Regions from separate parts of the Homo sapiens genome. Here region 2 is linked to region 1. A link is an interaction called in ENCODE POLR2A ChIA-PET data of the cell type or tissue named here. Cell type or tissue: CD4-positive, alpha-beta T cell. All regions are shown on one strand.

Region 1 (8,000 bases):
CATGAGATCTGATGGTTTTATAAGGGACTTTTCCCCCTTTTGTTTGGCATTTCTCCTTCCTGCCACCATGTGAAGAAGGATGTGTTTGCTTTCCCTTCTGTCATGATTGTTAAGTTTCCTGAGGCCTCCCCAGCCATACTGAACTGAGTCAATTAAACCTCTTTCCTTTATAAATTACCCAATCTTGGGTATGTCTTTATTAGCAGCACAAGAACAGACTAATACACCATCCGACAGAGGTAACACCCATCTTGCAGCAACAACACGTGTAAAGACAGGTGGCATAGAGGGCCTGGCTGGCCAAGCCAATGTCTCAGACCGCCTACATCAGAACCACAACTGCCCTCTCAACAGATGAGCTCTTACGCATCAATTCCATGTTACATTGTTTTCCTGATCTATGAAAATCTCTCATACTTGGTAATGAGCAAAGGCAACAGGTAAGAAAGGTGGGTCTTCTCACTGACAAAGTGCCAATGCAAATTAGCAGCATTAACCAATCCAAAAATTAGTTAACTTATGCAATTCATTTAGACTGGACTTCTCCTCATGACCACCTCAATATGAACCAATTTCATAACACTTTTTTTTTTTTTTTTTTTTTTTTGAGATGGAGTCTCACTCTGTCACCCAGGCTGGACTGCAGTGGCGCAATCTCAGCTTACTGCAACCTCCACCTCCCACGTTCAAGCGATTCTCCTTGAATGCATGCCACCCCACCCAGCTAATTTTTGTATTTTTAGTAGAGACGGGGTTTCACCATGTTGGCCAGGCTGGTCTTGAACTCCTGACCTCAGATGATCTGCCCGCCTCGGCTTCCCAAAGTGCTGGAATTACAGGCATGAGCCACCGTGCCCAGCCACCTTTTCCTTTTTTATTTGCAGATCCGTATGAATGAATGAATGAATGGCAAATGAATGAATACAAGGATAGCAAAAATTAGATAAATCCCCAGTGGTAAATTAGCAATTCAGAAATTATGATAAAATAATGGAAGAGGAAAAGTTAAATGAGCTCTGTAAAGCATGCATATGCTAAAATTAACTCAAAATAGTTCACAGACCTAAGTGTAAGAGCTAAAATTGTAAAACTTTTTATAAGAATGGATAGGAGAAAATCTTAATGACCTTAGGTTTGGCAAAGATTTCTTAAATAGGAGACAAAAAGCACAAATGAGTAAAACAACAACAACAACAACAACAACAACAACAACAACAACAAACCAACTTCAATACACTGAGATAGGTTTTAAGCATCCATTGAGATGATGGGAGAAAAAAATTACAATGTCTATTCATTTTGTTTTAACTTTAAAAAAGTAATAATTCAACTTCTCTATTGTTCCATTGACAGAATGACACAGGTTCCTTCACCCAGTCTCCAGGACACACAGTCAGGGATCCTTTAAGGGGCAGGAAGCAGCCAGAGGGACAGTGGAATCAAGGAGTACCACCAGAGCAAGCACCAGCATTCCATGTGATGCTAACTTCTCTAGGTCTCAGTTGTATGTCAAAGCTAATAATTCCCATCTGATATGGTTTGACTGTGTCCCCACCATGGGGTGCCCTGCAGTTCTCTGGTGCCTCCTGGTACAGCCTCCTTATGGCTATGACCCCTTCTTGCTGAAATCACCCTCACAAAGTGGGTCAGCTGCTTGAAAAGATCTGTGTAAAGAAAGTAGGAGCTGTAGACAACACGAGGCCAAGTGCCAAGAAAATGGGAGAGCTGGCCGGGCACGGTGGCTCATGCCTGTAATCCCAGCACTTTGGGAGGCCAAGGCCGGCGGATCACAAGGTCAGGAGTTTGAGACCTACCTAGCCAACATGATGAAGCCCTGTCTCTACTAAAAATACAAAAATTAGCTGGGCTTGGTGGTGGGTGCTTGTAATCCCAGCTACTCTGGAGGCTGAGGCAGGAGAATCGCTTGAAACCGGAAGGCGGAGGTTGCGGTGAGCCAAGATCATGCCGCTGTACTCCAGCCTGGGGAAAAGAGCGAAACTTTGTCTCAAAAAAAAAAAAAAAAAAAAGAAAAAAAGAAAAGGAAAAAAAGAAAGAAAGAAAATGATAGAGTTGCCACTTCAGCTTCTGCTGGGAGCTCTTTGCCCACCACATGGGGAAGACACATCAGATCTTACGGGGAGATGGCCCCCAAACACTCAGTTATCAAGATCATTCATAATATGGGTTTCTTTCCACCCCTGACATTGGTGTAAGTGTGGAACCATCAGGATTAGCAAGATATTTTAAAACTATGTACCTGAACCATGAAGAAAATGTCTTCATTTTTCCACCAATGTCTAAAGTCATACAATACTCAATTTTATGTGTTTCAAAAGTTTGTTAAGCCTAATAATAACAGCGTAGGAGCTTCTCTGGGGTTTTCTTGATCTTCAATTAGTACAGGAATATATGTACACAATCTATACATAATTAAGAAGATACTAAAAAAAAAAAACAAAATTTTTTTTTTTTTTTTAGACAGGGTCTGGCTCTGTTGCCCAGGCTGGAGTGCAGTGGCACCATCTCAGCTCACTGCAACCTCTGTCTCCCAGGCTCAAGTGTTCCTCCCACCTCAGCCTCCCAAGTAGCTGGGACTACAGGTGCACACCACCATGCCCAGCTAATTTTTGTATTGTTTGTAGAGACAGGATTTCACCGTGTTGGTCAGGCTGACTTCAAATGTTCTGCCTGCCTTGGCCTCCCAAAGTGCTGGGATTACAGGCGTGAGCGACCACCCTGGCCATTGCCCTTTCTTTAAACTTAAGTAATCATGCACAGCCTCCTTGCCTTCTGGCCACAGCTAGGTCCTGACTGCCTCCACATCACCTTCCAAGCTCTTCTAGACCCAAGGCCTCTCTGGCCCCTGCCACTGAGGCAATCCCAAGCTGTGTCTTGTCTTCCCTGTGAGCCCCTGAATGCCTTCTGGGTATGGATCACCCTTAGTTCTGCTGGGGCCCCTATAAGCATCCATGACATGCAGTAGGTGCTCAATAAAGACTTGATCAACTGACCACTCAGCTTGCATTTTATGATGATAGACCGTTCCCAGCCCAACAAAGGTGCTACTAAAATGTCAAGTGTCAATCACATTTTGCAAATTGAGTCATATTCTTCCGTGCACTAAGGGAGCTTGCTATTTAAAAGATCCTGTGGTTAATTCTTTTGTAACATGAATAATTACTTCCTGCTTTACCTTTCCTGTCAAGATGAATTTTTTTTACATATCAGGTTTCTCTAAGAAGAGGAAACCTGTGGCTTTGTTAAGAGCTCATAAATCATGAGGATATGTCTCTCCTACCCACTCTAAGGGCTCTTTCCAGTGCCCTCTGCAAGCCTTTGAAAGGTTTAGAACTTTGATGTCCAATACAGTGTCACTGCAAATGTGGCTAATGACTACTTGGAATGTGGCTAGTCTGAACTGACGTGTGCCATAAGATACATCCCAAGTTCCAAAGACTTGTTTAGAAAAAAATAATGTGAAATAGCTCATTATTTTCACATCAATTGCATGTTGAAGTGATGTTTTAGATCTGTTGGGTTAAATAAATATATTATACAAATTAATTTTACCTTTTTAAAATTTTATTAATGTGACTACTAGAACATTTAAAATGACATGTGGCTTGTATCACGTCTCTATAGAACAGAATGGTTTAGGATAATACTTGGCAAACAGGTGGTGAAGATCTTGGATGATACAAACACAGCCAAAATTATATCACAAGAGCCCAGAAGAAAGTCTATGCCCCCAAAACCCATTTCCTTGCCTTCGAGAGGCTGCAGGTAACTGCAGGAAGGATGAAACATTACCTATGATTTTTTTAAAGTGGTACCCTTTGAGAAATTACCTCTGGGTATGAGCAGAAAATTAAAACATTAAGCTAAATAAAATACATCAGAGGTGTAATTAGGATAACAGTAAACAAAATCCCATATTTAAAGACACCATAAATTACAAAACTTAAGAACATCTCCCTGTCAGAAAAATACCACCCTCCAGCTGTGTGCTGTGCCAAAAGGCCAGCCTCCACAAGTTTGCTACATCTACAGTCACTGCAAAAACCAATGCTACAGTTAACCCCATGTTACAAAAAGATAGAGCCAGGGGAGATAAGAGATCTGCTTAGAAATGCAAAACACTTCACCCTCCCCTATCTCTACCTTCAAACTTGCTGGAATGTCTCCTCCCCCAAAGACGAAATGGGTGGTTTTTAACTGTGGGTTGGCTAAGCCAGCTGCCTAGCAGCTTCTCAGGGCCAGCTTCTCACTATGGCGGTGGTGGTGGCGGTGGTATATCCGTGGCCCTGCTCTGTGACCCAGTCCTTCCCTACCTCCCTCTGCTCACTGTCCTTCCTGTCTCCTAGGACCAGTTCACCTCACTATAATTTCACACTGACTTACCCCAACTAGACTGCAACCTTCATCTGGGAAAAGCCCTTATCTTTGCCAGGATTCTAAATCCTTCACCTAGCATCCTGTCTGCTTCAATAAATATTTGAATAAACCAGAAAGCATGAAGGAGAATGAAAGTTTCCAATTAATTTCCTCCGCTGTATACACATATACACAATGTCACAGAGGTCTCAGTGCAGTAAGCTTTAATCATTTCAGAAGTAGAAATGTTACACACTTACTGCTTTTGCACTTATTGTGTTCTGTGAATTCTGAAGAATAAATTTTTAATTTTAGTGTTTTGTTTCAGTCCTCTGAAGGGCATAGAAAATCAAGAAGTAATTTTTTGCCAAAACAGACTTCACCAAAAAAGATCATGAGTACTGATCATTAGAGATGGAAAGAACATCAGATATCATCTAGTCTATTTTTTTTTCCTGAATTTTACAAATGAGGAACTGAGGCCTAGAAGGTTCCATGACTTAGGCTTAGAGACATTGAGAGGTAAATAATGGCAGCATCAAGCCCAGGGCTACGTTCTCCTAAATTATGGTCCACTGGAGAGAAGGAAGGATTTAAAAGAGAAAGCAGAGAAACCTGAGACCAGCGAGATACAGACTTTCACACCATTGATGCGGGCGGGGGGGTGGGGGGGGGCTCTTTTTTTCTTTCATGTATAACATAGTTTCCAGAATACCCAGAAAAAGTTACACCAGTCAGGAACATATTTAAAAAAAAACTATGTTCAAATCTAAAAAGACAGAAAACCAATCAGTGGCTGCCTAGGGCCGGGGATGGGAATGGGGATGGACTGCAGATGGGTATGAAGAATCTTTTTGGGGTGACGGAAATATTCTCAAATTAAATTGTGGTGAGAGTTACAGGATGCTGTAAATTTACTTGAAAAGTATTAAACTGTACACTTAAAATGGGTGAAATTTTATACCTCAGTACAGCTTTTACAAATAAAAATTGGCCGGGCGCAGTGGCTCACGCCTGTAATCCCAACACTTTGGGAGGCCGAGGCGGGCAGATCACAAGGTCAGGAGTTCAAGACCAGTCTGACCAACATGGTGAAACCCTGTCTCTACTAAAAATACAAAAATTAGCTGGGTGTGGTGGCACGTGCCTGTAATCCCAGCTACTCAGGAGGCTGAGGCAGGAGAATAGCTTGAACCCCAGAGGCAGAGGTTGCAGTGAGCTGAGATCATGCCACTGCACTCCAGCCTGGGTGACAGAGCAAGAATCCATCTCAAAAAAATAATAATATTAAAATTAAAAGTCTAAACAATATATATTTAAGAATTTATTATTGTAGATTGTCGGTCATTGAGGTGGTAGACTGTGTTTGTGCCCTAGCAGGAGAACACTCCCCATGCAGGGAGGGGAACTGTTTGGGGGAACTTCCCCTCCACCATGAGATAGTTTGATGGGACTGTCCATCAACATGCCCTGCCCTCTGCCAGCCAATGTATGACATAGGACCCAACTGTGATCAAAGCAATGTGACAAACACTGGAGACGGCTGGAGCAGATTCCCCCACCAGGGCTCTCAGAAGTGAGATCCCTGAAGCTGCCCAGTTGCCATCTTTCTCAGACCTGATCCTCTAGCTTCTCCTTCCACCCTATAAACTACCCCAATGCCTTCTGATAAATCCTTTTTGCTACCTTAGTTAAGGAAGAGTTGGTTTCTTTTACTTAAAACCAGAGAACCGTAACAGATACTCGTGCATCAACTTTTTTTTTTTTTTTTTTTTTTTTTTTGAGACGGAGTCTTGCTCTTGTCCCCTGGGCTGGAGTGCAATGGCGTGATCTCGGCTCACTGCAACCTCCACCTCCCAGGTTCAAGCAATTCTCTTGCCTCAGCCTCCCGAGTAGCTGGGATTACAGGCACCTGCCACAACGCCCAGCTAATTTTTGTATTTTTTAGTAGAGAAGGGGTTTCACCATGTTGGTCAGGCTGGTCTCGAACTCCTGACCTCAGGTGATCTACCCACCTCGGCCTCCCAAAGTGCTGGGATTGCAAGCGTGAGCCACCATGCCTGGCCATACATCAACTTTACATACACACAGACTCTTCTCTATGCAAGTCTGCACAAGGCCAAGTTCTTACCATCCAGTGCCCTCCCATTAGTGTCAGGGCTGAAGGGTTTGGGGGTCTGAATTTCCCAGGTCAAGGCCACAGATACTGTGGGGATCTCCGCGTACAATAAAGCTGACCTACATACCAGCCACGTTTTCCTTTTGGTGTCTTCACAAACACACCACTAAGGGACATCAACCCAACAAGCAGGTAATTCCCAAGACCTGCATCTTAAAAACTGAACATCAGCTTCCCCAACAAAGACAGGCTCAGAACACGGACCCCAGTGACAGACAGTCCCTGGGCCTGAACTCTCTCCCTGGGCAGGAGGCAGCACACCTGTGGCTGGATGGCCTCTGGCAGGATTCAACAATGTCTGTAGCAGGCCCAGTAGCAGCTCAAAGAATTGGGGAGCAGCAGGGAAAGCAGAAAAGAGATGAATCAAGAAAGAAGAGAAAAAACAAACCCGGCTGTGTGAGAGGAAAGAAAGGCCCACCATTGCCTGCCTCAGACACCATTAAGGATACTCTTGTCACTTGCTGCTTTCCACGAAGGCCCAAGGAACCTGAGCCTCCCAGCCCATCTCTCCTCTCTTGTCACCTCTAAGCATGAGGTGTAGGAGAAAGCCCAGCAGGCCTGGGAGCAAATTCCAGCTTAGACATTCACTGGCTGTGTGACATGGGGTGAGATTCCTAGCTCGAGCCCACTTTCTTTGTGTTTAAAATCAGAAGGTGATCTGTGGCAAGGGTGAGACGTGATATCTGTAAACTGTATACAGAAGCTGCTCCATTAATGCCAGATGCTAGTCTTGCAGGTCATTATCATGCTATGCTGTGAGGGCTTCCCCGACATGCCCTCCCTACACACACCCTGGAATGGGAGCTCTTAAAGGGCAGATCTGAGCACCCTCTCCTCCTCGTCTGGTGTCTGGCACAAAGTAGGTGCTCAATAAATGTTGGTGACTGAGTGCACCATACGACACCAGGAGTGTCCTTACAAAGTACTGACCTCGAACTATACCTTACCATTCAACTCAAAGAAATGCAGTTACAAATGTGAGCCTTGTTATTTAACTTGAAGGCTAGAGAAAGCTGATGATCAACATGACCAGTTGGCCACAAAACAAGTATACGCCACTAGTCCAGGCCTCTCAAGTTACTGTGATCAGTCTTGATTTCACTCTTACCTTCACCACAACCAATGCCTATATAGCAGAGGGGCATTCAATCAAAGATCAGAATGAAATGCAGGGCCTGGATGGGAAAGCATTCACAAGACCTGTGGGCCTTGAGTCCCCTACCACTTGCCTTCTGAAGCCTCTGCCTCACCAGGGGCTGTCCCTGGAACAAAACCTCAAGGAGCAAAAACAAAGGGTTATCAAACGCTTCCTGAAATTAACCCCTGCAAACCTAACACACAGCTCTTTTAAGAATATGCATTAGAGGCCGGGCGCAGTGGCTCATGCCTGTAATCCCAGCACTTTGGGAGGCCAAGATGGGCAGATCACAAGGTCAGCAGTTCAAGA
Region 2 (8,000 bases), 65 kb before region 1:
TTTTTGTAGAAAAATAACAAACACATATCAGGCTTACAACAAACGACTGGCTAGAAAATGAATTATCTTTCTGGTTCCTGCCTGCATTTTACAAATTTTAAGTATACACATTATTTAAGAAAAAAAATACTTGTGTTGGTGGTTTAAAAAAAAGGAAATTCATGACATTTGCTCAAGTGGAAGAGGAAAAAGAGAAAAACAGTTGGGAAAATACCTTAGAAAAGTCATTTAAATTATTGCCAATGATGGTGTCCTCTTTAAAAACTCAGTTATTACCAACAATAAGAGAGTCTGTTCATCTTCTGGGAGCGCTGTTAGGGGAAATCCACTGGTACAGCTGAAGAGTAATCTTTCAGTAAAGGGAGTTAGCACCACCTTTAACAGCTTTGGGAAGCTTTGTGACCTTCAAAGCAGAACCAAAGAGAGAAAGAAATGGAAGGAGGGAGGTCAAATGAAAGCTAGCAATCAGAAAAAAATAAGGCCCAAACAGCCTGGGGCCAGTTTTTGTTTTTTGTTTTTTTTTAGAAGAAAATTCGAGGCCTAATAAGGGCGATTTCCTCAGCTTCCTGAGTCACCACCCATGCTCCCCCCATTTCCTCTCCGTTCCAACATTGAACATGAAAATTAACTGGAGCTGTAAAAATCATTCCCAGGGAGAAGAGTTTCTGCAGTAGAGAAAGTCAAAGGAAGCATTCAGAATTCTAGGAATATCCCATGGAGATGGGCGAGGACAAATGTAATGCAAAGTGAAAAGTGTGTGGGTGGTTTGTCAGGGAAAAGGGTCGGGAGGAGGATGTAAACCACAAATTAAACACGATTCTAAAACTTCCAGCTGGCTCTTCCTCCTCATCTTCCCCCACTCTTGTGACAGGTGTGACAAGATCATGAGAAAACCTGTTCACTGTGTGGGGCTTTGGGGCACACCCATTTTTGCTAAGTGTAACCTTTCTGCAACTTGTAAGAAACCATATGTGGCATTGACCCAGGCCAGTGTGCTCCATCTGGCAAGTGTTTCTGGGGTAGCCCGTTTACAGCGAGTGGGAGAGGCAGACCCATAGACACAGAAAAACAGAACCCCCATACACAGAGACACTGATGCACAAGCATAGAGACTCACATAGAGAATACAGATAGGCACACAGACACAAATAGGAGAGAAACCCATAAGAAGAGATCTCCCAGCCTCCAGGGTGGCCCATGACACAGGTAGCCTTAGTAGCTGTGTTTCATTCCTCCTTCCACCTCTGGCTCTCCGAGCTGTCACTCATCCCAGAGGTTCCTTTGTCCTAGATCACAACTTGCTCTTTGGAATTGTACCTCACTTCAAATTATTCAAATTTAGCACAATGTATATTTGTATTTTCTAAAACCGTAAATCCACAGGTTTGTGTGCATATCTGAGTCATCTGCATTCACTAGTCTCTTACCTACTGCTTTCACAGATGTGGGCTCATACTTCTGAACTCAAATGCAAATTTTCTCAAGCAATTCAGTCTCTGTCTCTCTCTCTCTCTCACACACACAAACACACACACACACACACACACACACACGTGCATGCACACACAGACACACACACACCCCCCTATAAGAATCATCATTTTCAGCCAGGCGCAGCGGCTCACGCCTGTCATCCCAACACTTTGGGAGGCTGAGACAGGCGGATCACAAGGTCAGGAGACTGAGATCATCCTGGCTAACACAGTGAAACCCCATCTCTACTAAAAATACAAAAAATTAGCCAGGCGTGATGGTGGGCGCCTGTAGTCCCAGCTACTTGGGAGGCTGAGGCAGGAGAATGGCGTGAACCCGGGAGGCGGAGCTTGCAGTGAGCCAAGATCTCACCACTGCACCCCAGCCTGGGCGACAGAGCGAGACTCCGGCTCGAAAAAAAAAAAAAAAAAAAAAAAAAAAAAAGAATCATCATTTTTCTGGACTGGTGTCTCCTTCCCAGGTCCTCACTGATGGTGCCACTGTCACTGTGTGAAAGGCATGTGGCTCTGGGGAGAAGAAGCTCATGTCCTGAGAACACCCTGTCACCCTTTCATAGAAAACGGAATTAGCAGCTGTTTGTCAGCATTTGCAAATGTTACATGGCTTGAAAAGGCAGAATTCTGGGAACTCAGTAGCTGCCCTGTCACCAAGGTCAAATGGTCCTCATGGCTCAAAAACTCTCCCAGCCCTCCTATAGGGTCTTTTTTGACTGTCTTTTTTTTAGGGCTTCACCCTGATTTTATCCTTTTCCTCCTATTTCTGGTATGAAATAAAAGTACTTGATTTCCTACTCTGTAATGTGTGCTTTGGTTTTCATCTTACCTTTTATAAACAACTGTTTGAGCAAAATAAAAATACATCTTTGCATAGATCCTTTGGTTAATCTTCAGTGATGCTCACTTGGTTAACTTTTAAGAAACCTAAGCCGCCGGGCGCGGTGGCTCACACCTTTAATCCCAGCACTTTGGGAGGCTGAGGCGGGCGGATCACGAGGTCAGGAGATCGAGACCATCCTGGCTAACACGGTGAAACCCCGTCTCTACTAAAAATACAAAAAATTAGCCAGGCGTGGTGGCAGGCGCCAGGAGTCCCAGCTACTCAGGAGGCTGAGGCAGGAGAATGGCGTGAACCCAGGAGGCGGAGCTTACAGTGAGCCGAGTTCACGCCACTGCACTCCCCTGTCTCAAAAAAAAAGAAAGAAAGAAAGAAAGAAAGAAAGAAAGAAAGAAAGAAAGAAAGAAAGAAAGAAGAAACCTAAGGAAATTCTAGTTTATACTGCCTTCCCCAATAAATATGGGGGGTTTATTAACTTTATTAACACATAGAAAAATGAATCCTCAGCTTTACATTTTAAAAATTATATTCTTTAAATTACAGAGAAATCCAAAAAGGTTTAACTAGACAAAAAAAGTAATCATCAAAGGGGTCTTCCTACTTTACAAAGCTAGACCCCCACACCTGGCCAGACCTTCTATGAGAGCATCAAGGCTTCTGAGGGGAGCGCATTGGTCCCCTCATTCTCCTCCCCCAAGCCCTCTCTGTTTAGTAGTGTCACACAGACTTTTCACAAAGGATTTGTCACCAGTCCACAGATCACAGTCTCTGGAAATTCCACCTGTGGTTTGACATCAGGGGACTTTATCAGACTGGAGGGCAGAAACCATCCAAACTGACTTGAGGCAAAATCTCTCCACAGGTCTTCACGAGTACACAACAAGAATTCTGAAATTGAGGCCCTGTAACATCCACTCTGTTCCATCAGCCTCACTGAGGTAAAGTACCACACCAATGTCAAAAGCTCCAAACACACCAGGAAAGCCGACGACATCACAGAACTAGAGAAATGTTTCTCATCTCAAATGTTCACTTGGTTTCTAAACAAATCTAAATATTGGGTGGGCTTGGTTTGCTTTCAATTAACTGCTCTTATTTAGCCTGTAAGCCTTTTCTGGAAAGTCTTCCCCCACATTTTCAACTATTGATTTAAACATCAAGCCTCGTTCAATGTTTCTCACAAAATATTAGCACTGTATCTTACACTCACGTGCCTGCTTACTCTAACTCACTCATTACCAGGGAAAATTGAGTGCCAACATTAACTCTAAATGGAAGAATTAGTTGTATTAGTCCAGGATTGACTCCAGTCCATTAATAAACCACACAACTAATTAGTCCTTGGTCTATTTGGAGTACGCAGGCCCTGGACACCATCATCCTGCATCATGGACACCACCGCTCCTCTGCTCTGTGTCTAATTCATCTTTTTCAGAGACTTACCCCTATTCATGCTTCTTAATGAGCCAAAGGCACTAAAGATCTGCTTTAAATGGCCTTTCAGGAAAATTACCTTCTCGATTACAGCTAGGAAAGTATCTTAGCAGCTGTGTTTTCACTGAAACAGCCATAATATCAGAAGATTTGCAAGCTACTTCACATTTATTATCCCCCATTGATATTTAATAATTCTACTTGCAAGTACCACAGCCTAATTTGTCCCTTGCAAATTGCCAAGAATAAGATGTTGTCCTCATCCCATGGTGTCCGCAGGGAGCTCGCCTGATATTTAGCACAAATGTGACTAGCCCAAAGGACAACAGAGTGTGCCAAGAATTCATTCCCCCATCCCCCAAAAGGAATTGGCTACTACAGCTAGCTTACAGGAAAGAAAGACCTCAGAAGATACTTTCCTCAAAATGCTCTAAAGTCAGAAGTCTCAAAATAACATGTCAATGTCCACGCTTCCACATGTGAGCCATAAGCGCCCTGTGCTGTTGGAGGAAATCTGATGTGGAAATGTTTTATGGCCTGAGATTCTTGCTCAAGTGGCCTAGCAGGGCCTAAGAGAAGATGCTGGGGGAGAAATGAAAGCAGGAGGGAAAGACTGCCTCACAGATTCAACTCCCTGGAGAAAACCCTCAAAAAGAGTGGGAGTGGATGAGGTATCCACTGGGCAGTGATGTCCCTGGGCCAACAGACAACAGAATTAAGTCTATATCAAGCAGAATCCCATGGAAAAAATAAAAGAATTTTTTTTAAAAAAAGAATTCTAAATCTAGCTTGACAACCTGGTTTTTTTTTTTTTTTTTTTTTTTTTTTTAGAGAGAGACAGGGTCTCACTCTGTCACCAAAGCTGGAATTCAGTGGCATGATCATAACTCATTGTAATCTCAAACTCCTGGGCTCAAGTGATCCTCCCACCTCAGCCTACTGAGTAACTGGGACCACAAGCGCACACCACCATGTCCAGCTAATTTTTTCTTTTTAATTTTTTGTAGAGACAAGGTCTTGCTACGTTTCCCAGGATGGTCTCAAACTCCTGGCCTCAAGTGATCCTCCTGCCTCAGCCTCCCAAAGCACCAGGATGACAGGTGTGAGCCACTGCACCCAGCTGACAGCCTAGCTCTTTAAGCCACTTCCTCTCTTAGTTTTCACAGACACCCTCACCATCCTGAATATTTTAACATACCTCTGATTTAAACCAAACCACCAACCGCCTGCCACCTGAATCTGTACTGAAAGACCACACAACCACCCCAAGACTGGAAAGACACATTAAAAGATCACTGAGCAAGACAAACTTGAATGAAGATTTCCTCCATCTCCCTTAACCCTCTCCAGCTGCCATCAGTTGTCTTTAAGCCTTTGAGGATAAAAAAGGTATGCCCTTGAGCCTCCAAATGACAATGCAATTTGAGGAACCACAGTCCACTCCCCATTTCACTAAGGACTGCAGCTTCCACCAGCAACTGGCCAGGGCTGTGTGCTACAGGGTCAAGTGGGAGGGTTAGACACAGAGCCTGGAGCCAAAGGGATCCTTCCAGAAGAAACTGCCCTGCCCTAAATACAGGGGAAAATCCCACCAAGAGGAGAGGAGAGGAAGTCAACAGAAAGGGCCAGGGCTGAAAGGTTATAATGTTCAGTACAGCCTTGGGCCAGCTGAAACACAAAGGCATGTGGCAGGCTGAGGCCCCAGCCTGCCCATACCTGCTGGCTTTCTGGATGAGTTCCTGTGAAGCCTTAAGGACCTGGGGCTCTGTTTTTAACCCCCTAGTTCTCACCCCCACTACTTGAAGGAATTTGAATGAGCCACTGCTTCTTATACTCTGAAGGGCCTGTCTAAAGCTGCATTCATTGGTGGAACAGGCACACACCACTGCTAGGCGCTACCCCTAGAAGTCTGGACGGGCTCCCTAGATGCAAGGGTCTCAAACACACCAGTCCTCCAGCGCCTTATTCTGCCTACTTGGAAGCAATTGCAGGGGAAGAGGGGCAATGAGGGGTGGGCCAGAGCAGTAGTTCTCAAAGTGGAGTTCCACACCAGCAGCATCACCAGAGAACCTGTTAGAAATGCAGACTCTCTGGCCCCAGCCCAGACTATTGAACTAGAAGGCATGGGGTGGGGTCCAGCAGTCGGTGTTTGAGCAAGCCCTCCAGGAGGTTCTAACGTATGCTCTGGTGTGAGAGTCACCACCCAGAGAAACAAAAAAGGTTGAGGCTACAGGAGGGGCCGAGATCCTCTGGAGCAGCTGGCTGGATCCCACCCCGTGTGGGGGCAGGGATTCCTTCATATCCTACTCCTCCAGGAAGAAAAAAAAGCTGGAGGAAACACTTCCTTCTCATCAGGAAACACTATAGCAGTGGAAAGCTCAGAGAACACAGCAGTGCAGAAAATGAAAGGGGAAAATTCGGCCGGGTGCGGTGGCTCACACCTGTAATCCCAGCACTTTGGGAGGCCAAGGCGGGTGGATCACGAGGTCAGGAGTTCGAGACCAGCCTGGCCAAGATGGTGAAACCCTGTCTCTACTAAAAATACAAAAATTAGCTGGACACGATGGCGGGCGCCTGTAATCCCAGCTACTTGGGAGGCTGAGGCAGGAGAATTGCTTGAACCCAGGAGGCTGAGGTTACAGTGAGCCGAAATTGTGCAACTGCACTCTAGCCTGGGAGACAGAGCAAGACTCCATCTCAAAAAAAAAAAAAAAAAGAAAAGAAAAAAAGGGGAAAATTCAGACTTACCCTCTCCTTGGAACTCACTCAATTCCTCCTTGACCTAAGGAGCCTGGCAATCGGGCAGATACGAAGTGAATACACAAGTCCCGACCTCTTCACATACTTCCCAAGGATCTGAGAACTAGGAAGGCCAGTAAATATTCAAGAGACTACAATCCTTGTGAAAAGTGGGAAAACGGAATCGAAAGGCCAGTAGGTGTGATCTGAGGAAGGTATCGTCACTCCCATGACTGACTTTCCACCTATGAGGAGTAGTGTGCTACAGATAGTTGAAGCAGCAGGGGCTTCCAGGAGTGACACATTGGGCTGCTTTACAAGGGCAGAACCGACTAGTGGAGGTTGGAAATTGAGTAAGGATAAAATTACAACAGATAAGAAAGTGATTACATGTGGGTCCAGCATTTTGTTCCTTTCTATTTCACCGCTGCTCAGTAACAACCTACACTTCACTTTTTGATGCCATTGTCATTCACTCATTCATTCATTATTTGCTCATTCATTTTGTTCAACAATGAAACCAATGCTCAAGCAGATGGAGGTGGCTGGGTGCAGTGGCTCACACCTGTAATCCCAACCTTTTGGGAGGGCGAGGTGGGCAGATCACTTGAGCCCAGGAGTTTGAGACCAGACTGGACAATATGACAAAACCCTGTCTCTATAAAGAAAAGAAATTAAGGTAGCCAGGTGTGATAGTGTGCACCTGTAGTCCCAGCTACTTGGGAAGCTGAGGTGGGAGGATTGCTTGACCCCAGGAGGTCAAGGCTGCAGTGAGCCATGATTATACCTCTGCACTCCAGCCTGGGTGAGACAGCAAGACCCTGTCTCAAAAAAAAAAAAAAAAGGAGGAGGAGAAGGAGGTGAGAGTTAGCAAGATGTGCTAACATCATGTATTGGGGGTTCACATTTCCTATTATCTGCTTGGCTTTAGGTCTAGTTTCCAGGAAAACAGCACTTTATTTTTTTTTTATTATACTTTAAGTTTTAGGGTACATGTGCACATTGTGCAGGCTAGTTACATATGTATACATGTGCCATGCTGGTGCGCTGCACCCACTAACTCGTCATCTAGCATTAGGTATATCTCCCAATGCTATCCCTCCCCCCTCCCCCCACCCCACAACAGGCCCCAGAGTGTGATATTCCCCTTCCTGTGTCCATGTGATCTCATTGTTCAATTCCCACCTATGAGTGAGAATATGCAGTGTTTGGTTTTTTGTTCTTACAATAGTTGACTGAGAATGATGATTTCCAATTTCATCCATGTCCCTACAAAGGACATGAACTCATCATTTTTTATGGCTGCATAGTATTCCATGGTGTATATGTGCCACATTTTCTTAATCCAGTCTATCATTGTTGGACATTTGGGTTGGTTCCAAGTCTTTGCTATTGTGAATAATGCCGCAATAAACATACGTGTGCATGTGTCTTTATAGCAGCATGATTTATAGTCCTTTGGGTATATACCCAGTAATGGGATGGCTGGGTATATACCC

What was found. ChIA-PET counts read pairs that join two places held together with the same protein. Peaks named below come from ENCODE experiments on the same cell type or tissue, not always from the same donor. Only the 100,000 strongest peaks of a DNase experiment are listed, where the experiment ranks them.
Region 2: POLR2A ChIA-PET joins it to region 1 with 11 read pairs; 9 of 35 experiments call an interaction of 5 or more read pairs at or near these places.

What each region holds. Positions count from the first base shown.
Region 1 is chrX:19,836,880-19,844,879 of GRCh38, forward strand. The region is part of intron 1 of SH3KBP1 (SH3 domain containing kinase binding protein 1); the gene reads right to left. Among named protein-coding and RNA genes, the nearest start is that of SH3KBP1, 47 kb to the right of the region's middle. RefSeq lists an enhancer at 3,288-3,337. In CD4-positive, alpha-beta T cell, no CTCF peak of the experiment used is centred here; DNase peaks (open chromatin) are centred at 3,212 and 4,202; H3K27ac peaks cover 488 bases.
Region 2 is chrX:19,771,970-19,779,969 of GRCh38, forward strand. All of the region lies in intron 2 of SH3KBP1 (SH3 domain containing kinase binding protein 1), which reads right to left. Among named protein-coding and RNA genes, the nearest start is that of SH3KBP1, 110 kb to the right of the region's middle. RefSeq lists silencers at 1,873-1,922, 4,994-5,043. In CD4-positive, alpha-beta T cell, no CTCF peak of the experiment used is centred here; DNase peaks (open chromatin) are centred at 332, 1,472, 3,132 and 4,982; H3K27ac peaks cover 2,772 bases.